Regions from separate parts of the Mus musculus genome. Here region 2 is linked to region 1. Evidence: chromatin loops called from intact Hi-C (ENCODE). Cell type or tissue: heart. All regions are shown on one strand.

Evidence for each region. Hi-C counts contacts between places; a loop is a spot of excess contacts. Peaks named below come from ENCODE experiments on the same cell type or tissue, not always from the same donor. Only the 100,000 strongest peaks of a DNase experiment are listed, where the experiment ranks them.
Region 2: a loop joins it to region 1, with 8 times the contacts of the local background. A loop is called at or near these places in 4 of 42 quality-filtered maps.

The regions. Positions count from the first base shown.
Region 1 is chr3:83,413,135-83,421,134 of GRCm38, forward strand. No RefSeq gene overlaps it. Among named protein-coding and RNA genes, the nearest start is that of 1700028M03Rik, 160 kb to the right of the region's middle. In heart, a CTCF peak has its summit at 3,613 (motif pointing right); no DNase peak of the experiment used is centred here.
Region 2 is chr3:83,597,494-83,605,493 of GRCm38, forward strand. It overlaps Gm40076 (a long non-coding RNA gene), which reads right to left and starts at 3,594. Exons shown (of 3, transcript XR_867381.1): 1 at 3,076-3,594; 2 at 105-523. In heart, a CTCF peak has its summit at 4,182; no DNase peak of the experiment used is centred here.

The DNA of each region.
Region 1 (8,000 bases):
CACTCTGGAAATCAGTCTGGCAGTTCCTCAGAAAATTGGACATAGTACTACCAGAGGATCCTGCAATACCTCTCCTGGGCATATATCCAGAAGATGTTCCAACTGGTAAGAAGGACACATGCTCCACTATGTTTATAGCAGCCTTATTTATAATAGCCAGAAGCTGGAAAGAACCTAGATGTCCCTCAACAGAGGAATGGATACAAAAAATGTGGTACATTTACACAATGGAGTACTACTCAGCTATTAGAAGGAATGAATTTATGAAATTCCTAAGCAAATGGTTGGACCTGGAGGGCATCATCCTGAGTGAGGTAACACAATCACAAAAGAACTCAAATGATATATACTCACTGATAAGTGGATATTAGCCCAGAAACTTAGTATACCCGAGATATAAGATACAATTTGCAAAACACATGAAACTGAAGAAGAACAAAGACCAAAGTGTGCACACTTTGCCCCTTCTTAGAATTTGAAACAATCGCCCATGGAAAGAGTTAGAGAGACAAAGTTTGGAGCTGAGACAAAAGGATGGACCATCTAGAGACTGTCATATCCAGGGATCCATCCCATAATGAGCCTCCAAATGATGACACCATTGCATGAACTAGCAATTGTTTGCTGCAAGGACCCTGATATAGCTGTCTTTTGTGAGACTAGTCCGGGGCCTAGCAAACACATAGGTGGATGCTCACAGTCAGCTATTGGATGGATCACAGGGCCCCCAATGGAGGAGCTAGAGAAAGTACCCAAGGAGCTAAAGGGATCTGCAACCCTATAGGTGAACAACATTATGAACTAACCAGTATCTCTGAGCTCTTGACTCTAGCTGCATATGTATCAAAAGATGGCCTAGTCATCCATCACTGAAAAGAGAGGCCCATTGGACTTGCAAACTTTATATGCCCCAGTACAGGGGAACGCCAGGGACAAAAAGTGGGAATGGGTGGGTAGGGGAGTGGGGAAAGGGCATGGGGGACTTTTGGACTAGCTTTGGAAATGTAATTGAGGAAAATACATAATAAAAAATTTTTTTAAAAAAAAGAAAAGAAGTCACTGTTGCTGTGATAGTAAACAGTGCTGACCCCACCCACAAGACTCTTCTAGGACTATAACCACAATCAAACTTACTTTCATAAGTAATTATTAAATACCACTTCAATTATTTATTCTTTTTCTTATGCATATAAGTAGGGTTTCCTAGAGGCTACATGGTATGGTATGCAATGTTGAAATAGACATGAGAATCATATATGAAAATCTAGCAGATATCTATTAAGCTAAACATCAAAGAGGAAAATATAAAACAGTCCACTCTTCTTGGTTAGCTTATTTCAGTATGTCAGATACAATTTTTTAGCATTTATTATCAGTAGTCAGATCCAATATAAACATGTCTTTGGGTGTCTCAAATATTGTGAAGTATGCAGAATGACCCTTAGATTAACGACATTGAAATCTACTGACCTCGCAGAATGAAAATAAATTATCGAGCAGTACCTTTGTGTTAAGCTCTCATACCTTCCAAACATTTCTATGACCACATCTGATCCTCTTTCTTTCATCCTGTTTGAGTGAAGCCTTCTTCTACTTCCCCATGTCTGCCCAGCTGAAGACACTTTAGCCAAGTTCATATCACTCTTGCTTTTATGCAAACATGTCCAAATTTAGTTATAAATGGGGAGCACCACTTATCACACTCATGCTGGCCTCTTTCTCCCCACCCTGTTCAGACTACTTTCAATGGAAGTCATCTTGCATCGAGATATCAATACACAAACACACTTTAGATCCCTTCACCCTTTCCTGGTGATCGTCATGGAGCACCTGTCCTGAAGCTGCTTCCAAACTCTACATCTCTGCTTTAATTCATTTGCATGATACTGTGTTTGCCTGAAATGAGTATTTCTGTCAATGAACTTGGAGTCTTACCTGTGTCGAGGTTATCTGTAGAACAGAAGAAACATGTATTTACATGAGGGGCAGAAGAATCAAACATCCCAGTCTGTTCCCTCATCAGCAAAGTATAACCTCTATGTTAGGAAGAAAGCTGGATGCTCTGAGTGTAAAAGACAGTTCCTTTGTCTTTAGCTAGTGCCTAGGAAAGTAGAGAGCCATAAGTGGGGGAGGGGTGGTTCAGTGTGTTTGTGTGTGGTGGTTTGAATGAGAATGCCATCCATAGATCTATTTACTTGAATACTTAACCCCCAGACAATGGAACTATATGGGGAGGAATAACAGGTATGGTGTTGGGGAAGGTTTGTCACTGAGGATGGGTGTGGGATTGAGGCTTCAAACCCCACCCCTGTACCGTTTCCAGTTAGTGCTTTCTGCTTTGTGCTGTGGTTCGGAATGTAAGCTCTCAGCGACTGCCTGCCTGCTGCCATGCTCCCTGCCATGCTCCCTGCCATGCTCCCTGCCATGCTCCCTGCCATGCTCCCTGCCATGCTCCCTGCCATGCTCCCTGTCATGCTCCCTGTCATGCTCCCTGTCATGAGAGCTCCAATCCTTTGAAACTCAGAACCTCAATGAAAGTCTTTCTTCTGTAAGCTGCCTGGATACGGTGTCTTATCACAGCCTTAGAAAAGTAACTGCTATGCGGTGCCAACATGAGGACCTGAGATTGACCCCTCAGCACTAATATGACAGCCAGGCAACATGGTACACATCTATCACCCCAGTGCTTGGGGGGAAAGACAGGAGGCTCTTAGGGCTCTAGCCAAATCAGTGAGCCCCCACTTTCACAAGAGATCCCCATCTCAAAAATAAAGTGACGTCTCCACTCAGTCCAAGACTTTCTCGTTTATCCTAGTACCTACAGGTAAAGTGTCCTCAAGTCCTGAATATCTCAGCCTAATCGTCTTTACCCCACAGCTCCTTGTGCCCCACAGGTAAGTGGTCACTGGAACCTGAGTCCTGAGCCTACACTTCTTCAGTCCCCTTAACCATGAGATCTAACATGTAAGAAGTCCCCAAACCATCAGCTCCACATCCACACCTTGACTCATACAACTAGCCCTAGATGCACAAGTCCCAGTGCAAAAACAAGAACCACATAGACATCCAAGACATTAGCCTTCCTCAAAAATTACAAACCCCATAATAATGCACCCATAGACCCAGAGAAGCTAAGTAACAAGGAGGGCTCAAGGAGGGATGTGCAAATCTCATTTTGTAGGGAAAATAGAATAGACATCCCTGCTAGATGTGTGTGTGTGGGGGGGGTGGGGGCATAGTGTAGATGGGGGATAGGAACAAGAGGGATCAGGTGGAGGGTTGATGGAGGGAAAGAGTACTGGGAGAGGCAACTGAAGTCAGGAGTGGGGGGCATCTCTGAGAGGAGTTAGAAACCTATTGCAATGGAAATTCCTAGAAATCTACGAGGATGAAACCAAAAGACTCCTAGCAATGGAAGACCCAGAGCCAGAACTAGCCATCTCCTATAACAAGGCAAGACTTCCAAAGGAGGGATTGTGACACCAACCCACCCACAAAACCTTTGACCTACAATGTGTTCTACCTACAAGATGTGTTGGGATAAAAGGTTGCACAGAAATTGTGGGAATAACCAATGAATGACTGGTCCACCTTGAGACTCAAGCCACTAGAGGGAGCCCAGCCCTGACACTGCCTGGAGGGCCAGGAACAAGAAGCTGGATAACCCAGAGACCTAGGATAGAACCAAACACAAGTGGAAACAAACAAGCAAACAAACAAAACAAACAAAACAACAACAACAAAACCAAACCCTAAAGTCAATGAAATGAAATTATTACTAATGATATTTATTCTGCTATACTCATAGATTGGAGCCTAGTCCAATTGTTTTGTTTTGTTTCATTCTTTTTTTTAATTAGATATTTTCTTCATTTACATTTCAAATGCTATCCCAAAAGTCCCCTATACTCTCCCTCTGCCCTGCTCCCCTACCCACTCACTCCAACTTCTTGGCCCTGGCAGCCTACTAAGGCCATCTTCTGCTACATATGTAGCTAGAGACACGAGGTCTGGGCGTACTGATTAGTTCATATTGTTGTTCCACCTATAGGGTTGCAAACCCTTTCAGCTCTTAGGTACTTCCTCTAGCTCCTCCATTGGGGGCCCTGTGTTCCATTCTATAGATGACTGTGAGCATCCACTTCTGTATTTGCCAGGCTCTGGCAAAGCCTCACAGGAGACAACTCTATCAGGGTCCTGTCAGCAAAATCTTGCTGACATATGCAATGGTGTCTGTGTTTGGTGGCGTTATGGGATGCACCCCCGGGTGGGGCAGTCTCTGGATGGTCCATCCTTTCATCTTAGCTCCAAACTTTGCCTCTACAACTCCTTCCATGGATATTTTATTCCCTATTCTAGGGAGGAATGAAGTATCCATGCGTTGGTCTTCCTTCTTGATTTTCTTGTGTTTTGGAAGTTGTATCTTGGGTATTCTAGGTTTCTGGGCTAATATCCACTTATCAGTGAGTGCATATCAAGTGACTTCTTTTGTGATTGGGTTACCTCACTAAGGATGATATCCTCCAGATACATCCATGTACCCACGAATTTCATAAATTCATTGTTTTTAATAGCTGAGTAGTTCTCCATTGTGTAAATGTATCACATTTTCTGTATCCATTCCTCTGTTGAGGGACATCTTTCCAGCCTCTGGCTATTATAAATAAAACTGCTATGAACATAGTGGTGCATGTGTCCTTATTGCAAGTTGGAACATCTGAGTATATGCCCATGAGAGGTATTGCTGGATCTACCAGTAGTAATAAGTCCAGTTTTCTGAGGAACTGCCAGACTGATTTCCAGAGTGGTTTTTCCAACTTGCAATCCCACCAGCAATAGAGGAGTGTTCCTCTTTCTCCACATCCTCACCAGCATCTGCTGTCGCCTGAATTTTTGATCCTAGCCATTCTGACTGGTGTGAGGTGGAATCTCAGAGTTGTTTTGATTTGCATTTCCCTGATGATTAAGGATGTTGAACATTTTTTCAAGTGCTTCTCAGCCCTTCAGTATTCCTCAGTTGAGAATTCTTTGTTTAGCTCTGTACCCTATTTTAATGGGGTTATTTGAATTTTTGGAATTCAGCTTCTTGAGCTCTTTGTATATATTCCTAGTTCAATTTTTATGAGAGGCTTTATCCAGCAATTGATGGAAATAGATGCAAAGACCCACAGCCAAATGTTAGGTGGAGTTTTAGGAATCCCTCAGAACAGGGGGAAGGATTGTAGGAGTCAATGGTATTAAGGACACCAAAGAAAACCCACAGAATCAATTAACCTGGGCCCGTAAGGGCTCAATGAACCTGAAACACTAACCAGGGAGCATGCATGGGATTGACCTGGTCTCCCTCTACATATGTTACAGTTGTGTATGTAGGTTAGTCTTCTTGGGGGACCCCTATAAGTGGAACCAGTGGCTGTGTCTGATTCTGTTGCCAGCCAGCCTTTGGGACCTTTTCTTCCTACTGGGTTGCCTTGTGTAGGAAAGGAGGTGCCTAGTCTTACTGCAACTTGATATGGCTGGTTAATAACTGTGGGAGGCCTGTCCTTTCCTAAAGAGAAACTGAGGAAGAGTTGTGGATGGAAGGAAGGGACTGGGCAAAAGAAGGGAGGAGAAATTGCAGTTGAGCTGTTACAATAAGTAGATAGATAGAGAAATTAAGGAAGGAAGGAAGGAAGGAAGGAAGGAAGGAAGGAAGGAAGGAAGGGAACTGCCTTGAAGAACTTCCTAGAAGAAAGTGTGGTCAGGCTATAAAAATGAATGAATGAATGAATGAATGAATGAATGAATAGATAATAAAAGAAGAACCTTGAAGAACTTCCAAAGAATTCAAGATAATGACTATGACTCTAGGTTAACAACTCAAAAAAGACATGAATATATTACAACAGAACAAAAGCAAAGAGATGAATGGAACCAAGAAGTGGACACGTAATCTGTAATTGGAATCTAATAAAGTCTTAAATTACAGAAGAAAAGATAGACTGAAGTGATATTTGGAAAGTAAAAACTCAGTAAGTCAATTATAAACCTCAGTGGAAAGCCTCACCAATAGAATGGATCATATGGAATAGAAACATCAGAAAGAAAGGTAGGGGAATTGGTTCACTCAGCAAAGGTCAATGATAAATTTATAAATTACATGATCAGAAAGTGGGAAAACCTTGGGACAGCAGGAAAAAGACATAACCTTCAGAATATTTTAATAGAAGAAGACATACCAAGATATAGACATAGAAGACATGGAAGAGATATTTCCATTAAAAAAGAGATGCCATTTAAGCATGAAACACCTAGAGAGTGGTGAATAGGCAGGACTAGGAACAAAACTCCTCATGGCATATTATAATTAGAACATTAAAACATAGCAGAGAAAGCTGAAAAGAACAAAGTTCAAGTATTTATAAAGTCAGTCTTGTGAGATAATCACTCAATAATCAATAGAAAGTTTCAAAGCCCAAAGGGCTGGAGAGCTATCTTCCAGCTTCTCAAAGATAACAGCTAAAGTATGCATTAAAACTGATGGAGAAATATAAGCTTCTCTTGACAAAAACAGATACAAGAAATTTATGACCTCCCCAAGCCAGAACATATGGGAAAGAAGGATTCTATCTGAGTAGGTCACAGGGAATCATAGAACCAGTACATAACAGGAATTATGACTTATTGTTCAATAGCTTTGAGTATTGATTGTCTCATTTCTGACATAAGATAACACAGATTTGCAGATTGAATCTGAAAACATGATTTTGTTTTTACTGCCTCCAAGAAGTGCGCCTTGTCATCAGTGATAGATAAAAGGGTAAATAGGTGTAAACAGATTATTCCAAGCACACGAATCTGGGAAAACAGCAGGTGTAGCAATTCTTGTTTCTGACAAGATAGTTGTCTTAGTCAGGGTCTCTATTCCTGCACAAAACATCATGATCAAGAAGCAAGTTAGGGAGGAAAGAGTTTATTCAGCTCACACTTCTACATTGCTGTTCACCACCAAAGGAAGTCAGGACTGGAACTCAAGCAGGTCAGAAAGCAGGAGCTGATGCAGAAGCCATGGAGGGATGTTGCTTCTCCTGGCTTGCTCAACTTGCTTTCATATAGAACCCAAGACTACCAGCCTAGGAATGGTACCACCCACAATGGGCCCTCCCTCCTTGATCACTAATTGAGAAAATGCCCCACAGCTGGATCTCATGGAGACATTTCCTCAAGGGAGACTCCTTTCTCTGTGATAACTCCAGCTTGTGCCAAGTTGACACACAAAACCAGCAGTACAATAGTCTTCAAAGCAAAACTTGTCAAAAGAGATAGGGAGGGCCACTATGTATTCGTCAAAGGCAAAATACACTGAAAGAATATTACAATTCTATCATTTAAACATAACAGTATCCAATTTCATTAAAAATATACTACTAGATGTTAACAGATAGATTAATCACAACATGAAAAAGGGGTGATTTCTATACTCCGTTCTCACCACTAGGTAGATCATTTGAACAAAACCTAAACAGAGAAATACTGTAATAAAATGACATCATAAACCAAGTGTGTCAAACAGACATTTACACCAAATAATTTAAAGCATGTACATTCTTCTCAGTAGGCAATGTAACATTTTCCAAAACTGACCATATTTTAGAACACAAAGAAAAACTCAACAAATATTTGAAAATCGAAATACTAACCTTTATTCTTTGTGACTACATTAGAATAAATATCAACTAGATATCAACAGGGTTAAAAAGTTTAAAAGTACATAAAGCCAAGGAAACTAGTAACACACTGTCAAATGATAACTGGGTCACTGAAGAAATCAAGGTAGAAATTTGAAAATTTCTAGAATTGAATGAAAGTCCAGCAAGCCAAAACCAATGAAGGTAGTCCTATGAGGAAAAAATTTTAGTGCCAAATGCCTACATCAAGAAATTTGAGAGATCTTAAATGAATAATTTAATGATATATTTCTTTGGTTTGGGGGAACAAACTAAATTTCCAAAAATAGTGGA
Region 2 (8,000 bases), 180 kb after region 1:
ATTTTTTCACAGATGTTCTTTTCATTCATCATGCTGTGGTTTTGATTCTGTTGCTGTGCTAAGATACCCTGACGAAAGCCATGCAAGGGAGGGGTTCATTTTACCTTACAGTTCCCTGTTCCAGCCTGCTCGTCACTGCTGAGAAGCCAAGGGTACAAGAACTTGAAGCAGCTGGTCACATGACACTCACAATCAGGAGCAGAGAGACGTGAACTAACAGAGGTGGGCTTACTCCTGCTCAGGGTCCTTGCTGTACTTCAGTAGTCCAGGCAGGCAAGGCTGGTGCCTAGTTCTTCCAACCCCAGTTAATCTGATCAAGAAAATCCCTCACAGGCATGCCCAGCAACTCTGCTTTCGGTTGGCCCCAAACCCAGCCAAACTGACTCTCATAATCCATTGTTGCAACATTTGATCCTTCCAGTCCAGATAACTTTACACACCAAACTCAGTGTTTCAGCCCCAGGGACTTGATCCTGGCGTTTTAGTTGCAACTTGTACATCATCCTCTGGCCTCTTTAAATCTCTGAGATTCAAACAAAAGAAGATATTAAATGGTTGTGTGGAATTTGTTGTAATTTCTTTTAGAGAATAACACAAGTGGGTTACCTTTTAAACTACTGTACCCACTACAGCTAGCGAATTACTAACATATCCCAGACAAACAACTCCAACTGGAGCCCCTATATATGAGGCTGAAGCTCTCATTATATAAGTTGTATATCTGGACATTATGGGTTTAATTTTTAATAGCAACATTTCATTAAGTAAAAGACCTCATTTACCTTTCTCTTTTCTCTCCAGTTACTAAATGTAGTCACAAATGCTGTGGCTTTGTCCAAGGGTTTCTGGTTATAAGCATCCATTCAATGAGTAAGGAGGCCAGGGGTCATTATGGTGCCTGGCAATGGGTGGCTGAAGTGACATTTGGGGCAGAAACCTATCTAGTCGGCATACCAACTCTCACTTAACAACAGAGTTGTGGGATTGTTCCTGCCGTGGAGTTCACTGATTTCAAGTGAATCTCACTGGACTCCGCAGCTGTCTGATGTTTTCAAGATGCGTAAATCTTGGGACTGATCACATCTTATTTAAGATGAAAGGTCAGACTTGAGATCTCTACTCATCACATGCCTCCGCTAATGTTTAGTAAACTCCCAAAGCTGGAATTTCACCAAAGGCAGTACCCATTCTGTTCCTCCAACTCCAAACAAAGTATCTTTTTTTTTTCCTTTTACAAGTGTGGAGAGGAATTCTATCGTAATCCAGCCTTCATTAAGTGGGATTGTATGTGCCTTGGAACAAATTGAGTCTTCTGAATCATGAACATTGGAAATGGAAAGGAATTAGCCATTGCATAGTCCAAGTTTGCCACTTAATAGATGAGGGAAAAGATGTCAGAGAACATACAGGATCTGCCCAAGACCACACAGAGCTGAGGACAAGACTCCAGCTCCTAAGCACAGAGTTCTTTCCATCCACTAGATCCTAGCACCTGCCAAGACCATTGCTGATACTCTCAGGTGGCCACACAATGGTCCTAGGAGCTGACTGAGGAGCTGACGGAGCACGGATGTCCGCTTGCCTCACATGCACCCACAACATGAACCAGTTGTCCAGAACTAGAGACACCCAATTCAGAACCAATTCAGAACCTATACGATGTGCTTAGGATGTATACCAGCATTTGGCTCTACCCTAGGTTCCAACCGAGAGATTCTGAAAGGGAACTTGGGAGGAATAAAGCAAGAAGAGAAAAGGAGGAGAGGTGAGCAAAGCATGCACTGAGATGTGGACAAAGACAGGGCAGAGGCACTTATGAATCAAGCCTAACCCTTTTAGAAGTCATTTTCAATACCAACAGCTGTCAGAGTATTTCCACCATCTCCATGGATGTGTGCTTAAGTTCAAAACAGGATGAAGTTTTTAGAACACAATTATTTTCTTAACCGACACTTTCCTTTGAACCTCAACTCCTGATTACTAGCAAATCAGCTAGTAAGACAACCCCATCCTGTGCTGTAATCAACTGCCGGCTCACTCTGGGAATAGTTTTTAAAATGCACTTGGCATCCTGATCAACTCTGGAGTAACAGTGAGCCATACGTTATTACCTTTGAGAGCCCATTTAAATGTGGAAACATAATCTATACTGGATGCCAACTGTATATAACAGCATTTTCCTGCCTGTAGCTATTTGCCAATAATCAATTGTATATATTTTTATATGCACAGTAGTTTGTTTTGTTTTGTTTTGTTTTTTAATGCTTTGCCTTCTATTCTGATGAAAAGCTTGACAATTCCCAGGTAGCCAGCCTTGAGAAAGCCTTCATCATAGCAATGGCAAATGAGACGCCATGTCAGTTACATTGTGATATTTCTAGATCTAGAGCCCGGCTTCTTGTACATTTTGAATGAAATGTGTGTATTTTTTCAGATTTCTGGCTGCTGCCATGACAGAAACCCAAAGCAAAGGAAATTAAAGATAGATAACTGAAGTCCTATAGGTACATCTGGCCACAAGGACCCCAAAGAAAGAAGTGTTTTCAATAAATATTTCTTTTATCATTTTGATTTCTTGGCTCTGACTTATATTGTATTAATAATTAATTAAAAGTTTTAATTAATCAATTTTTAAAGACCCTGGGTAAAGCAAAACGACATATGTCCATGTCATTTTGCAGACTTATTGAGGGGGAAGGGGGTATAAGAGAACCCAAAACACGAATGCGTGAGAGGGGAGAGGAATAAAGGACATGGAAACTGACTTTCAGGCCAGTCTCCCACAGTGGCAGTGAGGAAGCACTGCAGGCTTCCCCCAGGAGATTCTGCTCAGGAGGACGTCCACTAGGTATGGCCACAGAGTGGAAAACATCTATACAGACAATAGTAACTAGACACAAGTAACAGGGTCTGTGGCTGGACATCACACCCTCATCTTCCACAGGAACCCAGACCTCAGCTGTCAGCTGAGCACACACCAGCCCATCCTGCAGCTACAAGTAGCGCCGTGCCCCCGTCTTAGCTAGCAAGGAGAGCATGAGAGTACTTTAATGTGTTGGGGAAAGCTTTGCTTACCTTTTTTCCTTTATCGTTTCTTTATCCTTGCTAACAAGAACAGGGACATGCTGACTCTTCTTCTGGTTGGAGCTAGGGCAGATGTGAGAGAACCTGAGGAACTTGAAATAAGAAAGCTTCAAGACTTGCCCAAGTCATCGAAGACTCAGGAGCAAAAGATGATCTTTGCTATACTGCGTCATCCTTCTCCTAGAAAGAAACCGCTACCTTGCTTGAGTTGTTTAATATTCAGGACCCCCGGTACTTACAATTGAAACAAGTCTTAACTGAATCTAAAACAGAAGTGAGATCTCAGCATGCGAGGATCCACGAGTGGAACTTAGCAGACATCGAGGCTTGAGCCTTCCGAGACCTAGGTCCTGTGACATGTGCAAGTCACATTATTCCCTTGGCCCCATGCACCCTCTCTTCAGATGCTTTAGTTAGCTGAAGGGGAAGAGAGTCAGGCACACATGGAGCACTCCTGCACACAAAGTCCAACATCTGGTGCCAGAAACTTCTGGATTTGGGAGAATTTTAGACTTTAATTAAACAAACAAAAAAAATTTTTGAGATAGCAAATTTAACCAGTAAACCCTGTTCAAACATCCCAGTATTCCGCCCCCCCCCCAAAAAAAAATCCTGAATAACTTCTGATCTCAAGAATTTTGGAAAAGGGACCTCCATATTGTGCAGAAAATCTCTTTCCTAAGGTCATTACTGCTGGGAAGTGATAGAACATAGGATCTGAGCCTATGTAGACATACCTCCCAAGTCTTTCATGTCTACCACACAGGGCCTCAGTGTATATGAACAAAACATGAAAATATCACAGCAAAGTCCCATCTTACCCATGGCTGAGACACGAATGCTGGCCAAGTAGCAACCTTACCAATCCACTGAAAACCTAGTTTACCATTTTAAATCAATGAACTCTCAACTTAAAGAAGTTTCCTTAAGAAGCCTGCAGGATGCTGGTCCTCTACAGAGGACTGGCTCGTTGTAAGACAGTTTGCATTTACCCTGGAAGAAAAGCAAGCACTGTGACCTCTGAAACCAACCCAAGTGGTGATTGAAGCTCAGAGCTGAAAGCCCCTGGACCTAGACACAGAGCACACGGCGCCACCACCAGGCTGAGAGCTTTTGCATGCCAGACTTGCTTCTTATAAGACTCAGCTCTGGTCCCAAAGTCCATGAGCCCTTCACAAAACTCCAAATTCAATGCCAGAACTTGGTCAACCACTATTATTGAGCTGACAGATTCCTGGCTCTTCTGCATTCTTTCGATCTTTTTTTTTTTCTCTCAAGTGCATAAGTAGGTCTAGTTCAGTTTATTGCAAGAACAAATGCTCTTCTGCAAAACTAATTCTTTTGAATGGCTGAAATGAAAAGTAATATGCCACTCCACCCTTCAGAGGCCACTCGGACTTAAACACATGAAAACGCTAGTGTTTCTCAACCCAAGGCTTAAGTTGGGATGAGGAATATAAAGAACCTTTTCTAACCATTGTGACAGGGGAAGAATGCATAGGTCTCTCAAGAGGAGACTGTGAGAGTCCATGCTGAACTGATTTACGAATCTTCCACCAGGAATAAACCTCCACAAACACTACCCTTACCGAGTGACTATTTGGTATTTTACGTATTCTGTGCATATTTGGACATATTTTTAAATTGAGATTTTTTAAATTATATTTTAGGAGAAAATACATTCCTTTCCATCGTTAACTTCTGGGCAGCTGCATTAAAAAGTGCCCCTTCTTCACAGAAGAGTACCCACAACTGTGGGACAGTACATGGACCTTGGCCACGAGCAAGGCTAGGGACAGAGGATCCTGTCAGCCAGTGAGTGACTAGTACTCAATCTAGCATTGGCTTCGAGTGTTTGCAACAATTTGGAGAAACTTCCTTAAGGCGTCAGCTCATTGGCACTTTTAGAAGGCACTGTAAGCAGACCCTGTACAGCACACGAACACATGCTGCATGTGTGTTCAGTGGGAAAGAGGGCAGGCATGTGGTGGTGACCAATGACCTGGAGAGAAGAAACAAGGCCTAGTGTTTGGAATGTATTTTGTGAGATCTGACACCATTGGTATACTGTGGCTTTCTAGCGTCTTTGTGTTGACTTTATTTTCTAGGATGTTAGTCCATTTAGGACACAGACACAGATACACACACACACACACACACTCAAAGAAGGAGGAGGACGAGGGGGGTGAGCAGGAGGGAGAGAGAGAGAGAGAGAGAGAGAGAGAGAGAGAGGGAGAGAGAGAGAGAGAGAGAGAGCATCTATCCACAAGTGAAGGTCACTCTCTTGGGGGTCTGAAGCAGCCTGCTGTTTATCTGCATTTATTTCCTATGGTTGTGAAATCCAGCCACAGACTAAGGGCTTGAAACCAACAGATATGTCTCCTCTGGCAAAGCTGGAGGCCAGACACTGAAATCAAAGCATCAGCATGCCCGACTCCTTCTGGAGACTCTCAAGGGGATTCGCTTCAAGACACTGCCCTCAGTCTTGGGTTTCTTGGCTCGTGAATGCAGTCCTCCAGTCTATTCCTTCTACACATGGCCTTCCCCGCTGAGGCGCTGTGTTGTCTTCTTTTCCATTCTCAGAAAGACAGCACTCCATAGATTCAGGGCCATCCTGATCTAAGATGATTTAGAATGTTGAGTGCCCTGCTCTATCTCTCTTTTCTACCCATGAGACAGGGTCTCTCACTAAACTTGGAGCCTTGCTGGTAGGCAGCAAGTCCCAGCAATCCTCCTGTCTCCCTCCAGCCTCAACGGCACCTGAGATTAAAAGCATGCACAGGGCCACACCTAACTTCTCGAGTTCTGAAGATTTGAACTCAGATTCTTAGGCTTGCAGAACAACCTCGCTTACATCATCTTTCCAGGCCCTCAAGGCCTTTCTTCCCTAATAAGTTTGTGTTGACAATTCAAGGTGCACAGGGTTTCAAGGACCAGTTTCAACTCACTGTTGTCAGAGCCACCTGAAGTTCATCATCTTGACCTCAGTTCCAAACTCTCTCATTTTTGCCCTTTTTTCTTATCTTCTCTATCTTCCTCTTCTGTAGCAGACACCTCACTGTGACCTTGCATCAGGACCACATCTAAGCCATTACAACATTGGGTAAACCAGGGCAGGGTGTACATCAATGAAAACTAACACGGCTGGAATCTTGTTCACTTCTCTGCATCCCATTTAAGTAGATACAACATAAAAGCATGCTGGACATTCTTCGACATAAAGTTCTCCCAAAGTCATAAAACAATAAAAAAAAAACTCCCCTAAATTACAAAGAAAGCACAAATGCAGTGTGAATTCACTCCAAAGGGCTTTTATTGTGCATCTTTTCTGTGGCACATTCTTTTAAAAACGCCTGGAGTACAATGAAGAACCAAACAGACAAAGTAGCCGGCTTTGTGGTTTACATTTATACATCTAAGCGTTAATTGTAGTGGAAAGGACCACACAACATTGATATGAACAAACCAAACACTATTCACAGAGTGAGTCCTCAGCACTAACTGTTCCTAGGCAATACTGAAGGGCGAGGGTTGGAGAGATTCCCTGACAGGCAGACAGATCTGGAGAGGAGCCATGACTAGATAATAAAGATTATGGGTTTCTAAGATGGCTGGCTTCTTCATCTTCCTGACTTAAGACAAAGGCCTGCTGGAGTTCAAGGCCAGACCTTGAACTTGCTTATTGTGTATCAGTTGGCCTTTCTGCCTTTGTCAAATTGACGAAGCCTAAGCTGGGAGAAAACAACCCCTCAAAGACTCAACCCCCTCAAAGACTCGATCCTCTCAAAGACTCTTAAAGCCCTGGTCCTTGAGGAAAGATTGGGTCTTGGCTTCCAGATCCCTTCATTGTGTTTGCAGAGAGTCTTTTACTCTGTGTGCCTCTCTCTTTCTCTGTCTCTCTCTCTCTCTCTCTCTCTCTCACTCTGCCTCTCTCTCTCTCTCTCTGCCTCTCTCTCTCTCTCTCTCTCTCTCTCTCTCTCTCTCTCTCTCTCTCTGGTTTCCTCTTTCCTCACCAATAGTAAAAAGCTTTCTTCTTGGGTGATTCTGACTACTTTGTCTCAGATTTCCCCCACCGCGACCTTCTGTACTAGAGACTTTTCTTGACTCTTAGGTCTTTAACTGGCTGGAAAAGAAAAAGAAAGAAAAAAAAAAACCTATGAAGACTCCAAAATGGCAATAGCAATACTTGAGCTCAGCACACCTGTGTCTCTGTTCACAGTATCAGCTGTATCGGCAAGTTTTTATTCTGTTCTAGCAACTACAAGCATTTCCCTATCACCATAAGCTCCGAATCACTTACCACTTGCCTCACTTACAACTCAAACTCAACAGTTTTGCTTCTCAATGAATCTTACCAAGTAACCAATTGAGTGGTCTGTGATATCATTCGATTTTCTTGCCTATCAAACAAGCATGTCAGCATTGTTCTATGAAATCTCCTTTTGAGAATAAACTTCACTACAAATGTCTTTGAAACTGGCTAAAATAATTTGGCATGCACACTCTGAGTGAATGTTTGTTTGTTTGTTTGTTTGTTTGCTTGCTTGCTTGCTTTTTCTGTGTCCCAGCATATGCTAGTCTAAGATTCTGCATATTACTGTATCCTTAACTCCTAAAGTGTTCTAGGAGAAAGATGTCTTGTGTTACCCCAGCATTTCATAAATGGGCCCCTTGTTTGTTCTTTCCAGTATGTATTAAGATGTGATCTATAGAAAATATATTTTTCATATTTCAATTGTCATTTTAATACATACTCTTAGCTGTTGATGGCAAATCCCAAACACCTCAGAATCAACACAAACCAACTTCTCTATGAGGAGAGTGAAAGAAACGGGAGGGAGGACTTGAGATCCAAACCTATCATTATTACTCAGAAGATGTCATTTTAGAATTATTTTACAATCATGTGGGACAAT